2 separate regions of the Mus musculus genome follow, and region 1 is linked to region 2. The links are chromatin contacts, found by Hi-C or POLR2A ChIA-PET in ENCODE. All regions are on one chromosome and are shown on one strand. The core of a region is the stretch at or near the end of the contact, and the rest is flanking DNA. Distances in the headings are between cores, read along the strand shown.

What was found. A loop is a pair of places that touch in the nucleus more often than their neighbours do. ChIA-PET counts read pairs that join two places held with the same protein, here RNA polymerase II (POLR2A).
Region 1: POLR2A ChIA-PET joins it to region 2 with 24 read pairs in Patski. The contact joins the promoter of Usp42 here to the promoter of Cyth3 in region 2. A Hi-C loop is called at or near these places in 1 of 37 maps with a recorded cell type or tissue (v-Abl transformed pro-B cells). POLR2A ChIA-PET finds 5 or more read pairs at or near these places in 3 of 5 experiments (Patski and embryonic stem cell).

What each region holds. Positions count from the first base shown.
Region 1 is chr5:143,729,118-143,733,557 of GRCm38, reverse strand. Usp42 (ubiquitin specific peptidase 42) reads left to right here and starts at 1,278. Exons shown (of 18, transcript NM_029749.2): 1 at 1,278-1,395. Gm38737 (a long non-coding RNA gene) reads right to left here and starts at 1,103. Exons shown (of 3, transcript XR_868672.3): 1 at 1-1,103.
Region 2 is chr5:143,620,080-143,624,597 of GRCm38, reverse strand. Cyth3 (cytohesin 3) reads right to left here and starts at 2,151. Exons shown (of 13, transcript NM_011182.4): 1 at 1,925-2,151. The coding sequence starts at 1,958.

The sequences.
Region 1 (4,440 bases), core at 29-2,528, 110 kb before region 2:
GCTGAAATGTGAGCAACTAGGATTCTCTTTCTCCTTTTTAATTCCTCAAAGTACTTGAGTTTTTTGCTCCAAATACTCAATAGACATTTTATAGCCAACCTATAGGGACTGTAATGAAGTTGGTAGCATGAGTAGGTATAGGCTCCTGACCTCTTTATAATGTTAAAAGCTTAACATAGCATGCTGTGGCTGGAATAAATGAAAGGAAAAAGGAAATATGGAGTTGGGTGTTTTGTTTTGAGACTGGGAGTCCTTCTGTAGCACAGGGTGTCTTCAAACTTGTGATTCTCCTGTCTCAGACTCACCTGTACTGGGAATCATTAAAATGGGACTTTTAATGCCCAAGCTAAAGAGCTTAGCTTCTTCTTCTGATCTGTGTTTTAAAATAAAACAAAAAACTGTGTCCACAAGAGTATAGTGAAACCAGAGTGGAGTGCTGGAGGAGTCAGTTAGACTAGGCTTAGTGAGAGAGAAGGCAAGTGGGTGGTGGGCAGGACCACAGCTCTTTAGGTCAGTAGGGTGTAGTGAACTGGTGGTCTAGGGGGTGAAAGGTTTTGATCAGCAGTGAATGCTCTTCAGGGGTGTGTACTAAATGGGTACCACAGGCAGGCGCTGGAGGGGAGAGAATACAAGGATGAACTACTTTGTCCAGCCTCAGGATCCAGGAAGTAACAAGAAGCATGACTGTAGGACTGGGGCGCAGTTGCCTCAATCTGGAGAGCTAAGACTTGAAGTGAGACGTTGAGGGGGGTGCATGGTCTGCTCTTTAGCCTGGCAGGGCTACGTAAGGTAGAGACAGCGGAGGCCCCATCGCGGTGAGGGCCCGTGGATCGCAGAGCCCAGTGGCCTCGCCACCGTAGTCCGCAGGGCCACGCGTAGGAGAGGCATGAGTCTCCCGGGATGGGAGCTCAGGTGTACTGGCTTTAGGGCCCCAACCCGGGCCACTCCGGGAACTCTGAACGGAAGCGGCCCCTCCCCGCCCTGCTGCCGGACACCCAGCCAATCAGTGCATCCCGCCAATCAGGGCGTCGGACCAATCAGTGTGCTTTCTCCGGCGGAGCCCGGCGCTTAGCTGACGCGTGAGGCCAGCCCGCGCCCCGCCGCCCTTGGGCGACGGCCCCTCCCGCGTTTGCCCGGCCCGTTAGCTGCGCGCCGCGCCTCTTGCGCGACGGCCCCTGGGCGGCGGAGGCCGTGGCGGCGGCGCGTGCGGGCGCGGCCCTGGTGCGCCCCCTGGCGGCCCGGCCGGCAAGCTGCGGGTGCGGCGCTGACCCGGAGGCGGCGGCGGCGGTGCCCGGATGGAGGCACGTCATTGTCCCCCGCCGGGCGGCTGGGCTGTGTGCGGCGGCGGCGGCGGCGGCGGCCGAGGGGGATGGAGCGAGTGCCGAGCCGGGTCAGGTAAGCTCCCGCCTCCTTCCCGCCCGCTGCAGGCCGGCGTGGGGCCGGGCCGCGTGTCCCTGGTTCGCGGCCTCAGCCGCCCCGCCGCCTTCAGCCGGCCGCGGCCCGCCGGGACTAGCGCGGCCCCTCGCCCGCCGCCCCCTCTACAGCCGCCGGGCGGCCCGGGGACCCCACGGCTGCGGGACTGGCGCTGCCGCCGCCCGGCCGGGCCAGGCCCGCAGAGCAGGAGGCGGTGGCCACGGCGGGCGGGCTCGCAGCGAAGGCAGCGCCGGGGTTGCACGGAAGGGCCGGACCCCCCTGGTTGCCATGGCCACAGCGCTCCCACCCCCACCGGCCCCAGCCCGCCCCCTCGGTCCGCTGCTCGGGCGGCCGGCAGCTACCGGGCCGCCCGGCGCGTTTGGAGCTGCCGGGGTGGGCGTGTGCACGCCGGGACAGTGTAGCCGGCGTAGCCGGCGTCCGGGGCCCGCCCGCCGCCCCCCCGCGTGGCTGCCACCTCCGGCTCCAGGGCGCCCCTCGGAGCTCCGGGCTGGCCTCCCCGCCCCCACCCCACCCCGACAAACTTTCCCACCCGGGCGCAGTCCACTAGGCTCCTCAGCAGAACACCCGAGTTGCCCACGCCGTAGCGGAGCGGACACCCGCAAGAGAGGCGGACAGCCGGGGGTGTTGGGGTGGGGGGGAGGAGCCCCGTAGCTCTTTCCCCTCCGAAAAAGCGAGTGTGCCTTCCTCCCCCAGGCTCTTTATCTTTTGGGGCACAGAGAACCAACTTACCTGGAGGAAAGGGCGGGTGGGAGGGATCAGATTCAGATGTTTGAAATGAAAATTTGACGGGACCAAAGTTTTACAATCTAGGACTTTAACCTCCCTAGAATACAGTTGAGATTACTTTTGTTGAATAGCTCTTTTATATCTGAAGGCCTTAGGACTTGCTTGTTTGTGGTTCTTTCAAGTAAATACACTCAAGTAACAAAAAGTGTCGGGGAAACTAGTTAACGCCCCTTTTACAAAGTAACAACCGGATCCAGGTTCGCACAGCTGTTTATGGAGGAGAACTTTTCTTCAAAGCATGCATTTTAAACGTTCTGCTTTTACCATGTCACTCATTCAGATGCTTAGGTCTGTGAATAATGAGTTACACTTATTTGTTTTTACTCAGGGACAGTTTCACTTTCTTTTCTGTAATCATTGATTCAAGACTACAGTAAGTACTTGGTTTGCAGAGTTTTACGGCTAATCATTCTGTTTACCAAAATACAATTAAAAACCAAGTGGTGTCTTTTTTTAAAGTTTCTTAAAACTGAAATGTTACCAGAACTTGTATAATACTGTTTATGAAGAGTTCGCATAACAGGTTTTTTTTAATGCGTTGACCTTATTTCTTCAGTGTATGTGGGGGGACACAATGTGTACATAGTGATATTCTTTCTTAAAATGAGAAAGATAAATGTAGCCTGGCATTTACTTATCGTAAAAGAGACCTAAGCAAGTAATTAGTCTTGCACATTTATTCAGCTTTGGTCCCTGGTCAGGTTTCAAAATGGACTGTTGTAACTTTGTATATCATGAAAAGGTGTTGGGACTGGCTGGGCTTTGAGTAAGTAGTTACCATTCACAGGCCGTTTTGAACACTAACTGTCAGACGCTTCACTTAGACTAAAAACAGGAGCCATATGAACCTGTCTTACACAATATAGCTGGGTTTTAAGAAAGGTTGGCTCTTATAGGTGGAGTTTAGTTTGATCCCTGGTGACTTTAAGGTGATATTCATTGGCTGAATATCCAAGTGAAGAAGATAGATGGGTTCTGTTATTCTTGCCAGAATCAAAACAATGACATATTTCTGATGACTTGAGTTGTGTTTTCCTTAATATTTATCTCCTAAGCCTATCACAGCATCTTTGCTAGAATGAGTACGGTGTTTTGTTTGGTTGGTTGTTAATCATTGTATGGAAAGGTTGCTTGTCCCAGGAAAATCAAGGGGTTTTACTATAAATGTTATTTTAAGTAAGGATAGACTAGCCTTTCCTTATTACGGAGTTTTGTCTCCTTCCCCTAACTCTCCCTCCTGTTCCTTTTTTTCCATCAATACACTGTGTGTGTGTGCACGTGTGTGTGTCTGTATGTGTATATAGAATTTCTTTTGCCTGTAGCATGAGAAATATATAAACTTTATTTGGCTAGTAGGCCCAAATTTTCTTGTGACTGAAGGTGATTTATCTTCATTTGATTAAGTATTCAAGTTATTGACTTTCTGATTTTATGTAACTGCCCCTACATTGTTAAGGTTGTAACTTCACTTGAATTAAAAATTGTAAACAAGAAGGTTGAAACTTTTAAGGAACAACTTGACTGTAAGCACCAACATGGGGACATCTGTTCACTGAAGTACACAAGGATTTTATTACCCTTTGTACTTTAAAAGGGGTGAACTTTTTAAAGGCCAAGTTTTAGAGGTACTCCCTTTAATTCAGAGGTTTTAAAGAATTAAATGAGATGCCATATATAAATCCCTAAGCACAAGCTGGTGCTACAAGCAAACACTAGTAACTTCCTGTTTGCACGATTTCATTCATTTGTTGAACACATGTTTGGAAAGCTTCCCCCATACCAGGTAGGGTGGAGTTAAGTTTTTACTACATGCTACCATGGAGATCAGCACAAGGACTTTTTAGGATTGGTTTCTTACCCAATCTTGGGGTGAAAGGTGTTGTCAAGGAAACCCTTTAGGATGGGTTTCTAAAAAGCATTGTAGAGGAATGAGTTCTAACCCTGACAGGGGAAGTGTTAACTAAGCAGAGGTAGGAGATGGAGAACATGTGAAGAATAGCTTGCAGGACCTCAGCAAGGAGCTTGGACTAAAAATGGGCCCTGTCTATGGTGGGAGTGTAACGTGCGGAGTGTTCCAGAGACTAAAGCGTGCCAAGTTCAGATGCTGGGAAGAACATAGGGAGGGCAGCTGAGCACTCCTGAAAGGTTTTCTTCAAGGTCTGACATGTAGATTTGGCTGCCTGGACATTTTGAGGACCATTCCTTAAAAGCACTTTGCTG
Region 2 (4,518 bases), core at 902-3,401:
TCCCTGAAGTAATCTTACCTGACAGCCGTTACTGTTTCTCATTTTTAAACTTTTTACCATGGAATACAGTATCATTGAATATAACATCTTTTTTAATTTTAACATCCTCTGGTATATTGATATACCCAGAGATATTGATAGTCCAGAGATAGCTTTAAGCCTTTTTGACACTTTAATATTGACCTTTACTATACTTCTAAATTCTATGAACTGCTGAAACACACTGGTTTCTAAGTTTTCCCCACTGTATCTGCTTTTACCTTCAGCTCAGCCACGTGTTGACTCAACAGACTGTGTAGCACCTGCAGAGCAATCGCCAGCTCAGCTAGCTTCCTAGATCCCAATGTCAAATTGCCACTGTCTTTTTTTCTAAACGACAATGTCAGACTGTGCTATAGGCGAAAGGCAAGGCATCCTCAGGGACCCAGTGCCTCCAGACCGGCAGCCGGTATGTAGGAGGGTTTGCAACTGGGTTCTTTCTTTTCATAAACAAAACACCCACTCGATGCCACTGTGCTACCCCTGGCTTTTACTATGAGAACTGAACTTGGCAAATGCCACGAGGAGTGCCAACTTCCTACAGCCCAGCCACTTCGTCTCTTTCACAGGGAAGAAAAAAAAAAATCTGAGAAGCTCTGGAATTCTAGAAGGCACCTTGATTAACCACTTCACGAGGAAGTCTTCAATACTGCTGATTCTTACAGGCAGCTGCTCCAGCAGCCTGTAATTAAGACTTCTTTTTCCCCCTAAACACTCCCTTATTACATGGGATTCTGATCATTCTGTCAGCAAAAAAGGAAGATCGTTCCTCAAAGTCCAGACAGCTTCAACTTGGGGTGTTTGGGTAAAAAATGACGGGTACATTATTAACCCTTTGCTTACTTCAAGTAAAGTCCCACTCCACAAACGGTGACTCTTGATGTTTTGGGAAACCAAATTCATGAAATGACACAACAGGAATCTGTACTCCGTTGAGTAATTTGCAACCGGCTCATTTGCAGCAGGGTGGAACTCAAAGTCAGGCACATACATACAGCCTGAGCAACACGGAGAACTGATAGCCCACCTCTGGAAGGGTGTCTGTCACAGGCACCTGTCCAGGAGTCTAACAGTCTCGCTGCTGTGGCTCCCGCATCCCACCCTCGGCTTTAAAGGAATCCCACCTGACCCCTTTAATTTCTTAATTATATTTTCCATTTGGTGGTGTTGGGGATCAAACTCAGCGTCCTGGGCATGCTAGACAATGATTCTATCATTTGTGCTATTTGGCCCCCTTTTTATTTTTACACCCGACCCCTTCTCTGTAGCATTTTTTCTTTTCTATTTGATAAAAAAATGCATACTCAGACCTGGACTGGAGCTGCCTGCCCCTCATGTCCTTTAAGCCATTCCCAATGAGTACTTCTGATCTAAAAATCAGAGACGTGGTCATGACTTCCAACCTTCCTCCTCTCCCCCGACCGATCCACCCCACCCTCCGGGCCCTCCGAGTCCTCCAAATTGAAAACTTTCCCCTCCCCATCCAGGAGCTCCCAAGCTCCAGACACCTGAGGAGAGCTGAAAAGGAGAGGGGCCCGTCCGAAACAGCTGGGCTAGGGAGGGCGTGGACGCCCTTGGCAATGAGACGCTGGGAAGGTCGCCCCGCAGAGTGGCCCCATCTCAGAAAGGCGACCTGGAGCTGTGCTGCGGAGACCCCGGCCTCGAACCCGCGACCCGCGACCGCGCTGGGCGACGACCCCGCGGTCTCCGACATGTCCTCTCACCAGGGCAGCGAAGCCCGAGTCCCCGCCTTACCCCGCGCACCTCCCCACGGTCGCCGCCACCCCACCCGACACCCGGCCCCACGTCTCAAGCCTGGGCTCTCAACAGCGCGACCCTCGGCCTCAGGGCCGCCCAGAGAGCCGGCCACACCTCCATCACTCACCGCTGCCGCCCTCACCGCCACCGCCTTCGTCCATTTTGAGGCCACTCCCCGCCAGCCGGCGAGCCCGGAGCCGGCGGGAGCGACTGGGCTGAACGCCGGGACTAAGAGAAGTGGTCGCGGGGAGAACCGGAGAGCTCCTCAGCGAGCGCGGCCCGGGTCGCGGCCGGGCCTCCACGGAGGGCCGGGCGGAGCCTCACTGCTCCGGCGCCATCACGTGACACAAAACCACGCCTCCCCTGTCGGTGTGGGCGGAGCCTAGACGCCGAGCGGTCCCGCCCACCAGACTCCGCCCGGCCTTGCAGTAGCTGCAGTAGCTGCTTAGCTAGGAGACTTGGATCCTGCAGCGCAGCACTCTCCCTCGAACCTCCTGTCTGCCCCTCTAGAGCATCCTGGAGAGGAAGCCGGGTCTATCAGGAGCACGAGGACGCCCTGCTCTACAAAACCTGATGGCTAAGGGCTGCGACTCGCAAATGCATAGAGTAGGGAGTGAGAAACTATCTGAAAAGGAAGGCTGATGATTGGCTCAAGTGGCCCCCACTTAAAGGCAGAAGGAAAGAACTGACTATAAAGTTTTACTGTGACCGCAGCATGCGTGGGCGTCCACACATGACATACACACAGTAATAATTGTGTGGGGATGTAGTTCTGTTGTTAAGAGCACTCGCTGCTCTTGAAGAGAATCAGAGTTTGGTTCTCAGCACCCACAGAACCCTTGTAACTATGACTACAAAAAGGATCCAATACTTCCGGCCTCCAAGGGCACCTGCACTCATATGACGGTTATCTGGCACACTCTTACCTCCACCCACATCAGGCATGCTTGTAGTGCACACATATATGTGCGGGCAAAACACTGATACACACAAAATAAAATTTTAAAAAAACTTTTTGAGATAGGGTTTCTCTGCATAGCCATCAATGTCATGGAACTCTTTCTCTGTAGACCAGGCTGACCTTGAACTCAGAGATCTTCCTGCCTTTGACTCCTGAATGCTGGAGCTAAAAGGATGAGCCACCATGCCCAGCTAAATAAATCTTTTTTTAAGTGTTTATTTTAAAAATAATAAAAACTGGGTGCGGTGGCGAATACCTTTGACCACAGCAAGCCAATCTCAACAGAATCTTAGTGGGTTTAGTCTGCTTAGTGAGTTCCAAGTTAGCCAGGGCTACCTAGTGAGTCTCTGTCTGAAGTCATCATCATCATCATCTGAAAACGAGCCCATGAGAAGACTCTCCCCACCCCCACCTCCTCCCTTCTTTACCCTCAGAATGTTAGGGTAATTCCAGCCTTTTATCTTTTGGGTGTATAATAATAATGGAGTCTCATTTTTCCTGCGGATTGGATGCATTTTAGAATTAACAAAGTATTAGGTTGGTAAATGAATATAGTGATGCTGTTGAACCCTAACCCCAGTCCGGCACAGCTGGGGCTCGGCTCTCAGAAAGCATTAGTACAGGGGTTGGCCAGTCTGGCGTCAGATGCCCGTGCAGTTGAGCGTTAGTCTCCCTTGGCTTGCTGCCAGCTGCCCTGGATTTATGATGCAGTAGGAGCTCTGAATTCAATTTCCCGTGGGCACAGCCCAGGGCTGGGCAGACGGACTCAGTACTCCCCTGTTCCAAATCTATGGCTCGATTTTCTCATTCCGTATGTCTCGTTTCCAGTAACTTCTCCTTAACGTTGCATGTGTGCCCTCCCAAGCCTTTCTGCTCGAATTAAATTGCATTAAAGAAAAGCAAACATTATAAGGGAGGAGATGGCTCATCTGTAATAAAATTTTCCAGCAACTGTTTTATATTTACAAATTGCCCATTGAATCAAAGGATACTTCCTCCACCGTCCATCTATCAAAGCAGACAGCCTTCACCTTTTTGCTCAAGGTTAAAGAATGGTTTCAAAGAGTCCAATTTCCTGATAACCTCAAGAATTATAACCCCGGATATTCTGTTGCCTCCTAGACTGTAAGATAGGCTTCTGCGAGTTGATGAGATGTTTAGCAGCTTGTACAAATCCATAGATAAGTGATCTGAGAGTCAAGTGATGTAGATTCAAGTCCTGATGAACTGTGGCTTCCTGATCCTGTCCATTTTGTTATCTCAAGATAACAGCATCTGAGGGAAAAAAAAAAAAAAAAAAAAAACGATAGCACTCTTTGAAGAGGATAATGTCCTAGGGTGGAGCTTTGAACTCAGACTCATCAATTATAAATGCTTTTCAATATTAATTCCTGGGCTGGTGAGATGGCTCAGAGGGGAGAGGTGTTTGCTGCCAAGCCCAACCACATAAATTCCATCCACAGGACCCACATGGGAAGAGGAGAGGATGGACTCTAGCAAGTTGTCCTCTGATCTCTCCACATGTGAGCCATAGCACACCCATGTACACATACATACATATATGCACAGGTAGCAATAATTAAATTATATTTAATATATTATAATGTACTGTATGATATACTAATATTAATTCCTAATGCTTCTATTTCTTAGATTGTAGTTGGTCTATAGGTACATCTAAAAAACTGCTTCTGATAGCATCCAATCTAATCTCATTAGCATAATGGATACACAAGTTATTTGTAAGCAATGTGTATTAT